2 separate regions of the Homo sapiens genome follow, and region 2 is linked to region 1. Evidence: chromatin loops called from intact Hi-C (ENCODE). Cell type or tissue: endothelial cell of umbilical vein. All regions are shown on one strand. Each heading gives the region's core, and the rest is flanking DNA. Links, peaks and the distances in the headings are about the cores only.

Region 1 (14,455 bases), core at 9,456-14,455:
AACCGAGAATATGCCATTGCACTCCAGCCTGGGTGACGAGAGTGAAACTCATCTCAAAAAAAAAAAAAAAAAAAAGGCAGACAAGGAACAGGCAGACCAGAAGCCCTGGGGGAGCGGCCACTGATTTTGCTTCTGCCCAGCGTCCAGTCTCCTGCCCTCGGCTTCTGCTCCCACTTTGCTTTGGAGAAATGACCTCAAACTAGCACATGATAAGTACCCGTCAAGGAGGAGGATGCACTGCCTTCCTCTAGTCAAGGCTGAGCATGTGACCCAGCCAGGCAGTTAGAACCCTTCCTCCCTGATATTTCAGTCTAGCCTGGAGAGACCTAGGGATGAAGGAAAAAGAAACTCAAACTTAAACACAGTCACTCACACGATTCCCTGCCCACTCACGCCGGATTAGATGTGTTCAGTACTGAGGACCAGATGAAACATCCATTTACTTTCCTTTCCCAGGCCCCAAGGGCCACCCAGGCCCTGCCCCTTCCAAGTCTGGGCTTTGTGCCTTCGGTCATTTGCCTCTCCCACTTCCTGTTGTCCATTCCCTTTTTGCTTAAGTTACTCAGTTAACTTTTTGCTTAAGTTACTTAAGTTAGTTTTTGTTGCTTTTGAACAAAGAACCTGAGGGAGACATCTGGTAAATGATTTTTATAACAATTGGAGTTGGAAAAGATTTGGGAGACTAAGAGAACTGTCCAGAGCCCAGACCCAGGCGGAGAAATGCTGGCCCTGGGGCGGAGAGCACAGAGAACAGAAGCAGTACTGCTCCCACTGTGCAGAGCACAGAAACCTATCTTTGTTTTCTTGGTTGGATGAACAGAGATCTTAATATCTCCTTTTTTTTTTTCTTTCCAGGGTCTTGCTTTGTTACTTAGGCTGGAGTGCAGTGGTGTGATCATGGCTCACTGCAGCCTCAACCTCCTGGGCTCAAGTTATCCTCCCACTTTAGCCTCCCAAGAAGCTGAGCCTGTAAGTGTGTGCCACCACACCTGGCTAATTTTTGTGTTTTTTGTAGAGACGGAGTTTGGCCATGTTGCTCAGGCTTTAATATCTCTTTGAAATGGTTTGGATGTTTGTCCCCTCCAAACCTCACGTTGAAATGTGACCCCCAGTGTGGGAGGTGGGGGCCTAGAGGGAGATGTGTAGCTCATGGGGAGGATCCCTCATGAATGGCTTGGTGCCACCCCTTGGTGATGAGCGAGTCTCACTCTGTTAGTTCATGTGACAGCTGGTTGTTTAAAAGAGCCTGGCACCTCCTCTCCCTCTTTCTCCTCTGCCCCCCTCTCCATGTGACACACCTACTCCCCCTTCATCTTCTGCTGCGATTTTTTTTTTTTTTTTTTGAGACAGAGTCTCACTCTGTCGCCCAGGCTGAAGAGCAATGGTGTGATCTCGGCTCACTGCAACCTCCACCTCCCGGGTTCAAGTGATTCTCGTGCCTCAGCCTCCCGAGTAGCTGGGATTACAGGCACCCACCACCATGCCAGGAGAATTTTTGTAATTTTATTACAGTTGGAGTTTCACCATATTGCCCAGGCTGGTCTCAAACTCCTGACCTCAGGTTATCCACCCACCTTGGCCTCCCAAAGTGCTGGTATTACAGGCATGAGCCACAGTGCCCAGCCTCTGCTGTGATTATAAGCTTCCTGAGATCCTCATCAGAAGCTGAGCATACTTCATGTATAGCTTGCACAACTGTGAGCCAAATAAACCTCTTTTCTATATAAATTACCCAGCTTCAGTATTCCTTTATAGAAACACAAAATGGACTAACATACCCTTCCTTGCTCTTCACTGATGTTTAATAACTCACTGCTCAGGGTAGGCCTGTGGACAAATTCAGTTTCACAGGTCACTCATTCTGCCAGGCCCACGTGCCCCAAAGGCCTGATGGATGGCAGGAGTGAGCACACACAGCCCCTCAAACTGAACTTTGTACAACCTGCCCTCTCACCCCGCAGATCATCTGGATTAAATTTTCTTTTTTCTTTTTTTGAGACAGAGTCTTGCTCTGTTGCTCAGGCTGGAGTGCAGTGGCTCGATCTCGGCTCACTGCAAACTCTGCCTCCTGGGTTCAAGCAATTCTCTGCCTCAGCCTCCTGAGTAGCTGGGATTACAAGCACCCGCCACCACACCTGGCTAATTTTTTTTGTATTTTTAGTAGAGACTGGGTTTCACCATCTTGGCCAGTCTGGTCTTGAACTCCTGACCTGGTGATCCACCTGCCTCGGCCTCCCAAAGTACTGGGATTACAGGCATGAGCCACCGTGCCCGGCCATCTGGGTTAAAATTTTAATCCTTGGGCAGCCTCCTCTCACCCTTCAGTGTGCTTAGAGTGCACTGTCTCCCTTATGAGTTGTTTAGGGAATGTTTCTAGCCTGAGTGGAATCACGGCAGGCGAATCTGCGGTGTGAGGCTCTGACTGTGGCTCTGCTCCTCTCCTCCAGGTTATGCAACCAAGGATGGGCTGCTATTTGCTGGTGGGACTAGGCTTGTACTTAGGTTGCACTTTTTTTGAGAGACAGGGTCTCGCTCTGTCACCCAGGCTGGAGTGCTGTGGCGCGAACTTGGCTCACTGCAACCTCTGCCTCCCAGGTTCAAGCGATTCCCCTGCCTCAGCCTCCCGAGGATCTGGGATTATAGCTGCGTGCCACCGTGCCAGGCTGATTTTTGTATTTTTAGTAGAGACGGGGTTTCACCATGTTGGCCAGGCTGGTCTCAAACTCCTGAGCTCAAGTGGTCCACCCGCCTTGGCCTCCCAAAGTGCTGGGATTACAGGCATGAGCCACCACACCCAGCCTATGCTGTCCTTTAAAAAATCATTATGAAATATTTCATACATGCAAAGGGCATAAGGATACTATCATGAACACCTGCATGCTACCACTATGCTGAACAAATCAAGCATTAGAAATGCAGTTGGTGGGCCGGGCACGGGGGCTCACGCCTGTAATCCCAGCACTTTGGGAGGCTGAGATGGGCGGATCACAAGGTCAGGAGTTCGAGACCAGCGTGGCCAACATGGTGAAACCCCATCTCTACTAAAAATAGAAAAATTAGCTGGGCATGGTGGCACACATGTGTAATCCCACCTGCTTGGGAGGCTGAGGCAGGAGAATCGCTTGAAACCAGGAGGCGGAGGTTGCAGTGAGCTGAGATGGCACCACTGCACTCCAGCCTGGGCAACAGAGTGAGACTGCGTCTCAAAAAAAAAAAGAAAAGAAAAGAAATGCAGTTGGCGCTCCTGTGTGAATCCCTGTTTAAAGAGCCTCACACTGTTAACTGGAGCTTTGCAGAACTTGCTCATATGCTTAGGGTCAACAGCAATTCAAGGTGGGCCAAGATTATACATGGCTTCCATGTCTGATCAGATAAGACACCGGAGAGTTGCTAGGTTTTTCAAATTGCTAGCAATTACTATCCCTATCACCATGCTTTTTTTAAATTTAATTTAATTTAATTTTTTTTTTTGAGACAGAGTCTCGCTCTGTTGCCCAGGCTGGAGAGCAGTGGCGTGGTCTTGGCTCACTGCAAACTCCACCTCCTGGCTTCACGCCATTCTCCTGCCTCAGCCTCCCGAGTAGCTGGGACTACAGGTGCCCGCCACCACACCCGGCTAATTTTTTTGTATTTTTAGTAGAGACGGGGTTTCACCATGTTAGCCAGGATAGTCTTGATCTCCTGACCTCGTGATCCACCCATCTCGGCCTCCCAAAGTGCTGGGATTACAGGCGTGAGCCACCGCACCCAGCATCACCATGCTTTTCTGCATCCAAAATAGGTCACCTGCAGCAACGTGGGAAGCCTTGTACATTGAGCTGAGGATTTTTTCAGTCTACTGCACCTCCTTCTCGTCCTAATAATAACCACACTGTAGAGGTGGGGGGAGCTCTTGAGGCCCAAATTGTGAAGTACTGCCCAGGCCTGCGCCTTCCCCTCTGCCCACATCTCATGCAGGGCCACCATGCCTGACGTCTGCAGCACATGCTGACGCTTCCTGTTCTAGGCTGCCTTTCAAAGCTTTGTTGCGTACAACTGGCTTTACACCCTCCCACAGTCTTGGCAGCCTATTAATAACTACTATGCTTTTGGAGCATCCCAACTCTATAGACACTTTCTTTAGACTCTACAGTATAAAGAATTACCCCAGAGAATGTTCCAGTCTTCTGCAGCCTTAGGAACTGTTACAGAGAAAAACTGACTGAAGGATAACATTACCCCTGTTTTACAGATAAGGACACTGAGGACCAGAGAGGTCTGATGCTCTAATGATTGGCACTCAGGCAGCACTGAGAGGTGGGAGCAGACCTGCTGAGCAGGTGGGACTTTGAGGCAGAGGCTTCCCCTGGGTCTTCCTTCCACCACAGGCTGCTTCTGGCTTCTGGCCAGGCTGGTCTATCTACTATTTTGGTTGTTTTTTAGCCACTTGTACTTGAACCAATGGAGGGACCCAGGGTGACCTTAATCTGTTTCCTGTGAGTTTTTCTAATTTTAATTTTTTTTTTTTTGAGACGGAGTCTTGATCTATTACGTAGGCTGGAGTGCAGTGGCATGATCTCAGCTCACTGCAACCTCCGCCTCCCAGGTTGAAGCAAGTCTCCTGCCTCAGCCTCCTGAGTAGGTGGGATTACAGGTGTCCACCACCACACCCGGCTAATTTTTGTATTTTTAATAGAGACGGGGTTTCACTATGTTGGCCAGGCTGGTCTCAAATTCCTGACCTCAGGCGATCCGCTCGCCTTGGCCTCCTAAAGTGCTGGGGTTACAGGTGTGAGCCACCGCGCCTGACCTTAATTTTTTTTTTTTGAGACAGGGTCTCACTTTGTCGCCCAGGCTGGAGTGCAGTCACGTGTTCTCAGCTCACTGCAACCTCCACCTCCCGGGTTCAAGCGAATCTCCTGCCTCAGCCTCCTGAGCAGCTGGGATTACAGGTACCCGCCACAACACCTGGCTAATTTTTGTATTTTTAGTAGAGACGGGGTTTCACCATATTGGTCAGGCTGGTTTCGAGCTCCTGACCTCAAGTGATCTGCCCATCTTGGCCTCCCAAAGTGCTGGGATTACAGGCATGAGCCACTGCACCTGGTCTAATTTTTGATTTTTTTTTTAAGAGATGGGGTCTCTCTCTGTCACCTGGGCTGGAGTGCAGTGGTGTGATCATAGCTCACTGCAGTCTCAACCTCCTGGATTCAACAGATCCTCCACATTCAGCCTCCCGAGTAGCTGGGATTACAGGTGTGTGCCACCACACCCAGCCACTTGTGAGCTCTTGATGCACTCATCAGCACCAGTTAGAGCCTCAAACAGCCACAAAGACACAAACTGGGAAGGACTGACTGGTGGTTTGGCTCAGCTGTACCATCTGGAATGATAATACAAGTCGGATAGAATCAACACTGATATTTACTAAAACACCCAGGGGTGCTTTATATACATTATTTTTACAAAAATGAGATTCTTGACTCAATCTGAGTATGTGGCTCACCATCCTTTGCCACATCCTGCAGAGAAAGTCCACATGCAGATGGGGTAGCAGCCAGCCAGAGCTATCCCTGTGGTGATCAGTGGTCCAAGGCTAGCCCCTCCCCCCACACCTCTACACGGTAGCTTAGTCCACTGCATTTGATGGCCTCTGGTTTTACCCTGGGGATTACTTCTTCTCTGTCTTATAAATAGCCAAACATTTGCCCTGGTTAGCTGGTAATCCGTGGGGCTGACTCTGAGATGTCAGCATTACACCCACCTGAGTTTAAGCTCAGCACAGGACACAACACAGCATAGGTGACCAAAGTTAAAGAAACACAAAATGGGCCAGACGAAGTGGCTCACCTGTATTCCCAGCAATTTGGGAGGCTGAGGCAGAAGGATCACTTGAGCCCAGGAGTTTGAGATCAGCCTAGAAAACATGGTGAGACCTTGTCGCTACAAAAAAATAAAAAATAAAAAAAATTAGCCAGGTGTGGTGGCACACGCCTATGGTCCCAGTTACTCAGGAAGCTAAGGCAAGAGATCGCTTGAGCCCAGGAGTTCAAGGCTGCGGTGAGCCATGATTGTGCCACTGTACTCCAGCTTGGGTGACAAAATGAGACCCATGATCTCGGCTCATGGCAACCTCCGACTCCTGGGTTCAAGTGATTCTCCTGTCTCAGCCTCCCGAGTAGCTGGGATTACAGGTGTGCACCACCACGCCCAGCTAATTTTTGTATTTTTAGTAGAGAAGGGGTTTCACCTTGTTGGCCAGGCTGGTCTCGAACTCCTGAGCTCAAGTTATCCACCCGCCTCAGCCTTCCAAAGTGCCAGGATTACAGGTGTGAGCCACCACACCCGGCCTACTGTGTCATTTTATGTCAGGGACTTGAGCATCCTCGGATTTTGGTGTCCTCAGATCTTGGTGTGCTGGAGCCCATGGATCCTGAGAGACAACTGTATTTTCATCACCTCCAGAAGAAACCCTGTGTCCTTTAGCTATCCTCCCATAGTCTCCCAAACTTCCCAGTCCTAGACAACCATGAATCTAGTTTCTGTCTTGGCCTGGGAACAACGGCATGTTTCCCTGAGTGACGCCTCAGCTTTAGGACTGAGTGCTTGGTGCAAGGGTCCACAGTAGCCTCTGGTCTCCCTGGTTTGCCTCTCCCAGCACGGAAACTCTGCCTCAGGAGCCAGGACAGGCCATCAGGGTGCCAGTATTCACATCCCAGGATGGGGCCCGGGTAGGGCCTCCATCCCACGAGGGGGCAGGAGGATGAAGGGAGCCCCCAACTCTCGCCTGTCCCTGCCCAGAACTTAGCCTCAGCAACAGGAACTGGGGGCAGGAGGAGAAATGCTGGCATGCTGCTTCTCTTGGGAAGGCAGCCCTCCCACTGGGTGCTGGGGAAGACAGAGCCCTGCGCCCTTGGCTGCTCCGTTCTGGAGTGGAGTTTCTGTCTTGCTGCGCTGGAGGTCAGAAGTCCAAAAATCAGTCTCATTGGTCAAAGTCAAGGCGTCAGCAGGGCTGGCTCTTCTTGGAAGGGCTTGGGGAGAATCCATTTCCTTGTCCTTTCCAGCTTCCACAGACCAGCTATGTCCTAGATTCATGGCTCCTTCCTGCACCCTCATGGCCAGTGGTGTGGCATCTCCTCTCCTCTCTGAGCTCCCGCTTCCCTCTTAGAAAGACCTTTGTGATGACATTGGGCCCATCCAGATTGGCCAGGGTCATCTCCCCAACTCCAGATCCTTACCTTAATCCCATCTGCAAGGTTCCTTTCGCCACGTAAGCTAACATAGCCACAGGTTCTGGGGATTAGGACATGGATGTCTTTGAGGGGGACCATTATTCTGGTGGAAAGTAGGAGAGAAACAAAGTGGTAGCCTCCAGCTGAGAGGCAGATGAGTCTAATTCCCATCTTGGCTCATCCGCGGACCCAGCCAGGAGCAGCACAGGATGTTTCCTGTCCTGTGGGACTGCCTCTCCCCAAAACCCCCTCACCACCCTGTTGGAGTTCCACCTTCACCCATGCTGTCAGCAGAGACTCTTGCTTTGGGTCTCCCCGAGCCTGGATAACAATAACTCCTATTTATGAACACCTACTGTGTGCCAGATATGGTTGGGCTAGAAGGTTTCCAACACTGTCTTGAAGCCACGTAAGTACTCTTCAAGAAGACAGTATTGTTCTCATTTTAGAGAAGAAGAATCCAAGGGTTAGGAGTGTGACTCGCCTACCTCATGTGGTCAGAAAAAATGGATGAGTAAGGATCTGTGGTGGTTTAAAAACATGTCCACAGATTTTTTGGTGCTCCACCCTTCCACAGACCAAGCCTCATTCTCCTGCTCCCAAGGGTGGTTGTAACTGGTCGTTGGCTTCTAGAGAATGTAGAGATGAGTGCAGAATCTGGCAGAGATGACGGCCTGTGGCATCTGAGAGTAAGACATCAAAGGAACTGTAGCTCCCTCCTTGTCTTCTCTCTCAGATCATCAGCCTGGGGGAGCCGAGTGCCCTATTGCAAGGGCACTCACACAGCCCTGTGGAGAAGCCCACCTTGCAAGCTTCCTGCCATGTGAGCCAAGTTGGAAGCGGATCTGCCAGCCCCAGTCAAGCCTTCCAGTGATGGCAACCTTGGCCAACATCCTCACCTTGACTGCAACCCATGAGAGCCTCTGAGCCAGAACCATCCAGCTAGGCTGCTTCCGAATTCATGACCTACCAGAACTGTGAAATACTGAATGGTTATGGTTTTAAGCCACTATTTTGGGGGTTATCTGTTGTGCAGCAATAGATAGGTAATATAGCATCTGAGTCTGTGCTTATTCTGCCAACAGATGCCACCTCCAAAACGATCAAGTTAGGTCATGATGTCTTTGGAAGGCTGGGAGAAGCTGACGTGGAGGGATAGAAGGTGGGAGAGTTTCTGAGGATAAAGAGTGAAGGACAAGTGGCTCAGGGAGTGGGGGCAGGAGGGTGGGCTGAGGAATGACTGGGCCCCAGAAGACTGGGTGGGTGGCAGCCAAGGGGACTGAGGAATCAGCTACCAAGAACCGTGGGAATGGAGACCTAGGCGTGCCCTCCCTCAATCATCTGCTCCGGGGCTCATTTTCTGGAACCCTCGAAGGATGGGGGCTTGATGAAGGGAGGCATGAATGGGTCCTAGGGGAAAAGACCTTTCAGAACACTAAATGGGCGAGTGGCTTCCTTCTCCTTTTAAGCCGTCCTTCAGGGCAGTTCAGAAAACGCTGCATTCAGTTATCCACACACGGTTTTCATTCAAGCATAAGTTAATGTGAGTCTTCTAAGATGTAAATTCACTGATACAGATTGTTGTGCTTCTTTAACACTCTCACTTATTTCCAAGATCCAACATACCTACCCCCACGCCCCGAAAAGCAAACAAACAAACAAACAAACAAACCACAAGTCCAAGTCAGATATCAGGCATTTGTACATTGACAGGTTTATTCTTAAAGCTTGAACAAATACATCTTTACACACACACAAGTTGGTAAAAAGTAAGCCCTTACTGCTTTGTTAAAAATAAAACCCATACATAAAGCTTTCCGGTCAAATTCCCGAAACATGAAAACATCACATTTCTACAATACATCTGCTTTTTTGATTCATGTGTGTTTTCAACACAGCTCAACAACTCATTCCGATCTACCCAAACAAAGAGAAAACTAACTTCCAGACCATGAAGGAAAAAAAAATACATGCCTCTTATAACTGTTAAAGACAAGTAGCTATAGAATTCTGAAAATTCTCAATAAATAGTTACTAGTATAAAAATGCTTAACTCCATATAGCTCACCTTTAATCAAAGGCAGTACCAGTTATCGCTATAATAAAGCACTCAAAGAACATCGAAATAACTTCATATCTATAGCAACGAAGGGAACATGGAACATTAGCCCTCCTAAACAATTCCAGAAGAGGGAAGTTCATTATGAATTAATACTTGGAAGATTCTAGCCCAGCTAGAATAGATTTTAAAAAACTACAATAAAGTATATAAATATGAAATTCAGAAAAGCAGATAAAGAAAAGCTGTCACTTAATAACACAGGTGGCAGCAACCAAAAATATCATTCCCTCTGGGGGGAATTAATGCTAGATTAATGTGAATAAAATAAAGGAAAATGACATAAAATGAAGATACAAAATAAAATTGATCCTTGATGTGAGAATAACTGTATTCCTTGCATGTTCAGAATGTCCTTATGTTCTTCTAGAGAGACTTAGAAAAAAAAAGCCATGCAAATAAAAATCTCATTACATGCCAGCTGAGTGACTTGCAAAGGTTTGCCCCAGAAGGGCTTTTTAAAGAGGCTAAAGACATTCTAATTGCCATCCAAATTGATGTTTACACCAAAATAAGAAGAAATCATCTACTCCCAAAGCAAATCCTATCTATGGACTTCATAGAATCCCTTATACTTTGTAACATTTTCTGCTTCCTTCTTAAAAACCTAGGGGGAAGGTGAGCTCCTGGGACATAAATACGCAGGGAAAGAACCTCATTAAGCCAGGCAGAGGATGGCAAAGATCAACAAAAGAAAAGAGTCCACCGCACTCCAGCCTGGGCAACAGAGCAAGGCCGCATCTCTAAAAAGTAATAATAAATAAAAGGAAAAAGATGCAAGCAAATTTCTGCAAATAGAAGCGTTCACCCCACAGATGAGAAAAGGGGACTCAGTCGTAACCAGGAGAGCCCGCGCAGGCACCTTGGTGGTCTGAATCTAATAGATGCCACTCTCAAATTCTGAGGAGGATGAATTAGCTACTGCTTATCAGGCAACTAACAGAGCCGGCAACAGAAAGGTTACAAGGCCACCTTCGCAACCAGCCCTTTGAAACTGGAAACAAAGTTTTGGCCAGAGATGAACACGCACCCATATGTCTGAAGACAAAAGTTTTTTAAGAGGGCACGGACTCCGGATCTTTTATCTTATGAATAGATCCACTTTGGTTGGTAATTCTTCTGCCTGACAGGCTGCCTTGGGCTACTACACAGCTGATATGAGTGGACAGCAAAGAGCTGTGTAAACCTGTCTAAAACAGTGCACTTGGTGGCTACATACGGCTAATCGCTGCTAGTGTTTAGAGTCTGTGGCTGACTCATCTCAGTACGGTGACCTGGACTGCAGCAAGATCGGGCACAGCTTCCCTTAGGTGGGAGAAAGAAGGAATACCATGGAGGTGTGTGTGGATGTGTACGCACACAGGAGAGAGTCGGGGCTGGTGGGGAGGCAGAGAGAGAGAAAGGAAAGGCCAAAAGGAAAGTTAAAGGGATTTACTTTATTGATGCTAATGTAGGGGTCAGCTAACAGTAACAAGCTACTACTATTATTTCCCAAAGATGGAACAAAGGGTGACGTTACCCGTTGATGCTAGATGATGTCCTCAAACCTGACGTAGTAAAGGAAAATCAACACATTGTCTCACAGCTTTCTTACCTGGCAGCTGGCACCACATTAGAATCTCCATGGCCGTGCATGGTGGCTCATGCCTGTAATCCCATCACTTTGGGAGGCCCAGGTGGCAGGATCGCTTGAGCCCAGCCTGGGCAACACTGTGAGACCCCACCTATATTTAAAACAAAGGAATCCCCAGTCTCTTTGAAGTATGTGCCTTAGAAGGAAAGTTTCAGGACACTCTGGCACTTTTTTTCTAGTCTGGGAAGGGATCTGTGGGCTTTCTACAAGGGAGCAAACAACCTCAATTCTTTCCTCTGGGATCCCGTCAGCTTCTCCTTCCCCAGAGGTCCTGACATTGCTTACCAGCCATTGACCTGAAATGAACTGCTTCAACGTGTTCTGAAGGACCTTTAAATAAGAGATGGTAATAAATCCAGCTGCTACAGAATGACAAGAAGAACAGTCATGATTGTAGTCAATTTTAAAAATAGACATCCTTTCCCTTCTTGCTCCCTCCCATAAATACTAAATGGAAGAAGACACAAATAGAAAGAGAAGAAAGTATTTTTAATCTATTAAGAAAATGAAGAAAACAACCTAATCAATGTGGGAAACCATACAAAAAAAAAAAAAAAAAACAGAAAATATTACATAACCAGGCCTTTTAAATAAGGATGGAATTCAATAAAAAACTTAAAATGCTTACATCTTCTGAAATAACCCATGATTAGCTCCAAGTTTTAGAAAGTTCTTGAACAAAAGGTACACATCAAAGTAGTGAGGTAGCAGCCCCCACTTTCCCAAAAAGTTTTCAGGAAAAGGCTGCACAAGCACCTGTTGGTGAGGTCACCAGGAAGGAATCTGCTTCCGGCAGGAAATTGCACTGGGTGAGCTCTAAGGCTCCTAAACTCTAAGATTCTCGTATGTGCTGAAAACACTGCTATGACGACAGTTTGATCTGATCATCTATGCATTCCTCTGAAATAAATGAAGTCAATTCAAATAAGACATTCTACAAATTAGCCAAGCACAATGATATATTTTAAACCCACACTCAGACCGACAGTGTACACCATAAATTTGTACTAGAACAATACCCATAAATATAAAAAATCTACTTAATTTTATACTTTGTTAGTTCCTACTTCAAAATGCTAGTCAATATTCACTACAGAGAAGTGGGTAAAGATACTTTTATTTTATTTTTTTTTTGAGACAGAGTCTCACTCTGCCCCCCAGGCTGGAGTGCAGTGGCGTGATCTCGGCTCACTGCAAGCTCCGCCTCCCGGGTTCATGCCATTCTCCTGCCTCAGCCTCGTGAGTAGCTGGGACTACAGGCGCTCATCACCATGCCTGGCTAATTTTTTTGTACTTTTAGTAGAGACGGGGTTTCACCGTGTTAGCCAGGATGGTCTTGATCTCCTGACCTCGTGATCCACCCTCCTCAGCCTCCCAAAGTGCTGGGATTACAGGAGTGAGCCACCGCACCTGGCCTGGTAAAGATACTTTTAAAATTAAATTGCTATATAACAGAAAGTCTTCATTATTAAATATCATTCTACCCATCTTTGGAATCAGTGTACCTTATGGATTTTTTTAATCCTCTTTAATCGATCCCTCAGTATGCTGGTGAGACAGGGAGGCACAGGTTAACCCCATTTTACAGATGAAGAAATGGAGGCAAAGGGAGGCTGAGTGATTTGCTCAGGGTCACCAAGTCTGCAGCTAAGCTGGAAATAAAGTACCAAACTGCCTTTTCCACAAAATCCTCAGTAATACTCAGAGAGAGTGTCATATCTAGTACATTTTACTCTTCACTTAAAACCAAGGGTTCAGGGAAAAAGGAAGGAATTAAGTGAGCTCTTTGGGTAACCTTGTTTTCTTCTAGAGGATGAAGGTATTTCTCTTTAGATACTGGTAGATATCATTAGTAAAAACTGAATGGTTTTTACTAATAAAGCTGGGCACAGGCCAAGGCAGACATGAATGACAGGCTTTATCTTTCATGGCTCAGTTCTCACAAGAGGCTCACTGTACAAGGTCCAACTTTGCATCTAACTTCAACACACAGCCTTCCCAATCATCTCACAGCGTTTATTTGAACAAAAAAGACAGAATTTAATATATTCGTTGATCTAAAGAAATAAACAGTATTATTCAGTAATAGTCCTAGTATATAAAAACGTGGCATTCATCTACAGCAAAGACAAATTATCGGTATCTTTTCTTTAAAAAATCACTTTTTTTTTTTTTTTTTTTTTTTTAAGACGGAGTCTCGCTCTGTCGCCCAGGCTGGAGTGCAGTGGTGTGGTGCGATCTTGGCTCACTGCAAGTTCTGCTTCCCGGGTTCACGCCATTCTCCTGCCTCAGCCTCCCAAGTACCTGGGACTACAGGTGCCCACCACCATGCCTGGCTAATTTTTTGTATTTTTATTAGAGACGGGGTTTCACCATGTTAGCCAGGATGGTCTCGACCTCGTGATCTGCCCGCCTCGGCCTCCCAACACTTTTGTTTAAAAAATGGAAATTTCTTCTAAAATGGTTTTTCAAAGCTATGGCTCATAAGGAAATAACTAATTGTCAATGTCTAAATACCTTAAAAAGAAGCATATATGTAAGTATTAGTCCAATCATGTGAAACCCAATAAAACAAGATTTGATTTGAAAACATTTTCAATGAAAAGTGCAAAGGTTAAGGGAAAAACAGCATCTGATATGTGCACCCTATTGTAAAGAATTGGTATTTAATGCTGCAATGGAGTACTAACCACTAATTTCCAGTTTGCCACATGAAAGGCATACTTCCAACTTTTATTTTATCCACATTAAAAGTATTTGTCTTTAAACAAAAATAAATTCCAGTTAGCCTTTGCTGGGAGAAACTTTTTTTTTTTTTTTTTTTTTGAGACAGAGTCTTGCTCTGTCGCCCAGGCTGGAGTGCAGTGGCGCGATCTCGGCTCACTACAAGCTCCGCCTCCCGGGTTCATGCCATTCTCCTGTCTCAGCCTCCCCAGTAGCTGGGACTACAGGCGCCTGCCACCACGCCCGGCTAATTTTTGTTGTATTTTTAGTAGAGACAGGGTTTCACCATGTTAGCCAGGATGGTCTCAATCTCCTGACCTTGTGATCCGCCCGCCTCGGCCTCCCAAAGTGCTGGGATTACAGGCATGAACCACCGTGCCCGGCCTGGGAGAAACATTTTTAAGTGTGCAAAGCAGTCACAATGAAAAAAGCCCCGGATGTTAGCAAAAAGAGTGAATGTGTTTGCCGTTCTATAAATAAAATGAGTTCACTATAAAAAAAATTGTTATGATGCTTTACTTAATTTGCCCATTTCTCAACATAGGCTTTGAAAAATTCCTCTAAATGAAACAACTTTATAAGGGATGAAGATGTCATAATGATATTTTCCACTGTAGAAACTTCTTAGGTTATCACTCAAAAAACAAAACAAAAGCCAAAACCTAGCAGAAACAAATGACTAATCAAACTAAAATTTCAAAGAGTAGATTCATCAAACTAAGATCTCCCATTAAGACATCAACAATGAAGTGGCTAATAAAAAAGTAA
Region 2 (5,000 bases), core at 1-5,000, 55 kb before region 1:
ACTGTGAGTCAATTAAACCTCTTTCCTGGCCAGGCACAGTGGCTCATGCCTGTAATCCCAGCACTTTGGGAGGCCAAGGTGGGCGGATCACCTGAGGTCAGGAGTTCGAGACCAGCTTGGCCAACATGGCAAAACCCCGTCTCTACTAAAAATACAAAAATTAGCCAGGCGTGGTGGCAGGTGCCTGTAATCCCAGCTACTCAGGAGGCTGAGGCAGGAAGAATCGCTTGAACCCAAGAGGCGGAGGTTATAGTGAGCTGAGATTGTGCCATTGCACTCCAGCCTTGGCGAAAGAGCAAGACTCTGTCTCAAAAAAAAAAAAAAAGAATCTCTTTCCTTTATAAATTACCCAGTCTCAGGTATTTCTTTTGTTTGTTTGTTTGTTTTTTTCTTTTTTTCTTTTTTTTTTTTGAGATGGAGTTTTGCTCTTGTTGCCCAGGCTGGAGTGCAATGGCACGTCTTCTGCTCACCGCAACCTCCACCTCCTGGGTTCAAGCAATTCTCCTGCCTCAGCCTCCCGAGTAGCTGGGATTACAGGCATGCACCACTATGCCCAGCTAATTTTGTATTTTTAGTAGAGACAGGGTTTCTCCATGTTGGTCAGGCTGGTCTCGAACTCCCAACCTCAGGTGATCCGCCCGCCTCGGCCTCCCAAAGTGCTGGGATTATAGGCGTGAGCCACCGCGCCCGGCCTTGTTTGTTTTCTTCGAAACAGTCTCATTCTATCACCCAGGCTGGAGTGCAGTGGCACCACCTCGGCTCACTACAGCCTCCGCCTCCCAGGTTCAAGCAAGTCTCATGCCTCAGCCTCCTGAGTAGCTGGGATTACAGGCACGCGCCACCATACCTGGCTAGTTTTTGTATTTTTAGTAGAGACAGGGTTTCACCATGTTGGCCAGGCTGGTCTCAAACTCCTGGCCTCAAGTGATCCACCCACCTTGGCCTCCCAAAGTGCTGGGATTACAAGTGTGAGCCACTGCACCTGGCTGGGTATTTCTTTTTTTTTTTTTTTTTTTTTTTTTTGAGACGGAGTCTCGCTCTGTCACCAGGCCGGAGTGCTGGAGTGCAGTGGCGCAATCTCGGCTCACTGCAACCTCCACCTCCCGGGTTCAAGTGATTCTCCTACCTCAGCCTCCCGAGTAGCTGGGACTACAGGCGCCTGCCACCACACCCGGCTAATTTTTTGTATTTTCAGTAGAGATGGCGTTTCACCATGTTGGCCAGGATGGTCTCAATCTCTTCACCTCGTGATCCACCTGTCTCGGCCTCCCAAAGTGCTGGGATTATAGGCATGAGCCACCGCACCCAGCCCTGGCTGGGTATTTCTTTATAGCAGTGTGAGAATGGACTAATACAGAGAGAAAGGGGGAACCGTCAGGGGAGTTTCCTGCTAGGCAGGTAGGTATCGGCTCCTCAGTTCCAAAAGGAGCTGCCTGCTCTGAGCAGGGAAGTTACAATCTCATTTGAAATTGAGCATGGTGGCTGCAAAACAATTTCCGAAATTTTTCAAAAGTCCAGGCGCTAAGTTAATCTCCCAACAAATTATGTTTTCTTTGCTTCCCTCAAAAAAGGTGAATTCCCTGCCACTCACTCTCCCAATCAGGAGGGCAGAGATATTAAAAACATCAAGAGTCAGGCCAAAGAAATCATCCAGAGGCTGCATAGTTCAGTCCTAAATGATAGAGGGGCACTGGGTGGTGTGACCAACACTCCATGAGCACTGCCTGCCCTTGTCAGGGACCTCGTGGGCTCCCAATTCAGAACCCACTAGCAAGAAAAGACATCACCTAACCAGCATTTATTACCTAATAACGTGTCCAGCTGCAAGGTAGAACAGTGTGACAAGAGGGAAAAAAGGCACTCCAGGGCATACGAGAAAATTAATTCCAGATAGATTAAAGAATTAAATATAAAACAAGATCAAAACATTAAAGCTAGACTTTTACTTCCAGCCAAGAAAGAGTAATAGGGACCAAATTTACTCTCCTATCTGAGACTACCACAAAAACAAGACAAAAAAAAAATGTTTTCAAGACATTGGGCATCAGGCAACAAAGAACAGTGACCCGTGAGAGCTGGGTAACAAACAAGGTGAGCCCACTACGGCCTTGAGAGCTTCCAGGTGCAACACAGAAGCGGGGACCTTACACTCGAATTGTGCGCAGGAAAGGCTTAAATCCCCCATGTGCCTATGCACTCACCAGGCAGAGTGTGGCACACAGCTGGTCGTGGAGCAGCCGGACTGCAAAGTGGGGCCAGAAGTGCAGTTTACAGAAAGGAGAGGCCACAGCTAGTGCAATGCAGGGGAAAGAGCTTTGGCCTCTGGCAGCCCTGGGCTTAAATCCCACCTCCCTTGCTCGCTAGCCGTGTGGCACTGGGCAAGACACTTAACCTCTCTGAGCCTTAGTTTTCTCACTTGGGTATCATGAGGATTAGAGATAATATGTAACGCACATAGTCTGAAGTAAGTGGTGAATAAACATTAGCTACTGTTATTACCATCCATTTAGGATTGACTATTTCCCAGAATAGTTATGTTGGATCTTGTGGGGCCAGAAAGCTCTAGGAGACACAAGCTCCGTGTTCAACAGGCCTGCAATGTAGCAGGAGGATATGAATGCTGTGTGAGTCATTAATAGCCCAGCCATGCTGAGCTCATACGAAGTGCCATGCAGTATGGTGAGCAGTTTACCCGATCCTGATAGTCCTGGAAACAATACTAGGATGCTATTATCATCTCCATCTCACAAACAGGGAACCAGGCAGGAGAGGGGAGCAGCATCCCTAAGGCCACAGAGCTGGTTCATCCTGGAGCTGCGTTTGAACGCAGGCAGTCTCCCTACACTCTCTCCGGCACGCCATGCACAAACTATACCATCAGCCTCCAGAAGGGGCCCAGCTTCCCTCCCAACCAGCTGGGTGACCCCGGCCCACTTAACCCCTCTGGGGCAGAGGCTGGATGGATGGTTTTGAAGTCCCTCTCCTTCACTTGCTAGGATTCTCAGGGGACAGGGGTAAAGAGGGACTCAAGGGTACCCAGGGCTGGCTTCGCTTTTCTCTTGGGCATTATTTGGGGGTTAAGTGAGGCTGCAGTAACTAGCTCCCCAATGGCTTATATAGGGATAAAGCCTGAAGCCAAAGAGAGACCACTAGTGAGACCCTCACCAAGGAGATATGGGGAATGAGCCACCCTGCAGGGGGGTCCGTGCCCTGGCTCAGCACAACAGAGCCAGTCCCCTGAGCCCTGTGGCTGGCACAGTTCAATGCCCACAGGCACTTGGCCTCCTTGATCCCCCCCACCCGGGGAAGGTGGGGCTGTGGCCTTTGCCTCTGGAAGGGACTGCCCTTCCTCCTAGTTCCTCCTTTGCTGGATAAGCAGCTGACATGCAGAGATGTGATCAGATGAGGAAGAAAAAAAGACTCTTCTCTATTCCTGGGAGTACTTGACACCAACACAAAAAATTCTCAACAACTCAGTTTCTATGTCAATAGAGAAGTATTTAGATCTATTCAAACCATTCCTGCTGCAGCTGGCATCCAGGAGGAAGAAACACACCGCTATTCAGGGAGGAGTTGGCTCCTCAGTGTCCCCTTTGTTGCCCCAAAACACAGCCAGGTTCTCCATTTCTTTTTCTTTTTTTCTTTTTTTTTTTGAGACAGTCTCGCTCTGTCACCCAGGCTGGAGTGCAGTGGCACAATCTCAGCCCGTTGCAACCTGACTCCCAGGCTCAAGCAATTCTCCTGCCTCAGCCTCCCGAGTAGCTGGGATTACAGGCGCGCACCACCACACCAGGCTAATTTTTGTATTTTAGTAGAGACAATGTTTTCCCATGTTGGCCAAGCTGGTCTGGAACTCCTGGTGTCAAGTGATCTGCCCGCCTTGGCCTCCCAAAGTGCTGGGATTACAGGCACAAGCCAACTTGCCTGACCCAGGTTCTCCATTTCTTAAGGCTCAGAAGGCCAGGTGCAGTGGCTCACACCTGTAATCCCAGCACTTTGGGGGGCCAAGGTGGGTGGATCATGAGGTCAGGAGTTCAAGACCAGCCTGGCCAATATGGTAAAACCCCATCTCTACTAAAAAAAAATACAAAAATTATCTGGGTATGGTGGCACACACCTGTTAATCCCAGCTACTCGGGAGGCTAAGGCAGGAGAATCACTTGAACCTGGGAGGCAGAGGTTACAGTGAGCCGAGATGTCTCCACTGTACTCCAGCCTGGGCAACAGAGTGAGACTTAGTCTAAAGAAAAAAAAAGCCTCAGAATGACCAGAGTGAACTCCAGCTCCTCGTTTACTGGGCTTCCTGTAATCCCGGGTAACCCAGCATTTGCAGTATTTGTGATCCCCCTGCCTCCAGAGTGCTAACAGGAAAACAGACACTGCTGTGTCATGCTGGTGGGGGTATAAATTAGCATGAGTGTCTCCAGGGGGCAATGTAGCAATTTCTACAAAGCAACTGACATACTCCCATACCAGCTGACCCAGAAATTCCAGTTTTAAGTGGTTATCCCACAGATATATGCAATCTTCAGCACAAAGATGTACAGATAGGGATGTTTACTACATACAGCCCTACTGGTCATAGCAAAAGATACGAGACAACCTATAAGGTCCTTGACAGGATACCTGTTAACTGAGTTATGGTGCACCCCATGCAGCAGGACCGTGCACCCATAAACACATGGAGCAGATCTCCATACGACTCTGTGGTGGCCTGGCTGTACGAAAGGCCATGTCTTCACGTTTCCTGAATCCCATGCTCTGTGGCCTCTTGCACTGTCCCTGGGCTTGACCCCAGGGCTTGCTCTGACTGATGGAACAGTGGAAATGTTAATGCACGCAGAGGCTTAGAAAAGGGCTTACGCACTTTTTCCCTCTTGCTTCTCTGTGACCGCCACGAGAACGTGCCTAGGCCAGCCCATACCTAGCCCAGGCCAACCTGCTGAACGATAAAAGGCCACGTGGCGCAGAGCTGAGCTGTCTAGGCAAGACTCCATAAG

What was found. A loop is a pair of places that touch in the nucleus more often than their neighbours do. Peaks named below come from ENCODE experiments on the same cell type or tissue, not always from the same donor. Only the 100,000 strongest peaks of a DNase experiment are listed, where the experiment ranks them.
Region 2: a loop joins it to region 1, with 4 times the contacts of the local background. A loop is called at or near these places in 3 of 110 quality-filtered maps.

What each region holds. Positions count from the first base shown.
Region 1 is chr14:90,838,959-90,853,413 of GRCh38, forward strand. RPS6KA5 (ribosomal protein S6 kinase A5) reads right to left here. Exons shown (of 17, transcript NM_004755.4): 17 at 8,903-14,455. Among named protein-coding and RNA genes, the nearest start is that of LINC02321, 18 kb to the left of the region's middle. RefSeq lists enhancers at 6,605-7,106, 7,107-7,606, 10,524-11,290. In endothelial cell of umbilical vein, for the core only: no CTCF peak of the experiment used is centred there; a DNase peak (open chromatin) is centred at 11,763; H3K27ac peaks cover 2,028 bases.
Region 2 is chr14:90,793,215-90,798,214 of GRCh38, forward strand. All of the region lies in intron 1 of TTC7B (tetratricopeptide repeat domain 7B), which reads right to left. Among named protein-coding and RNA genes, the nearest start is that of TTC7B, 21 kb to the right of the region's middle. RefSeq lists a silencer at 578-740. In endothelial cell of umbilical vein, for the core only: no CTCF peak of the experiment used is centred there; DNase peaks (open chromatin) are centred at 2,637 and 4,397; H3K27ac peaks cover 2,884 bases.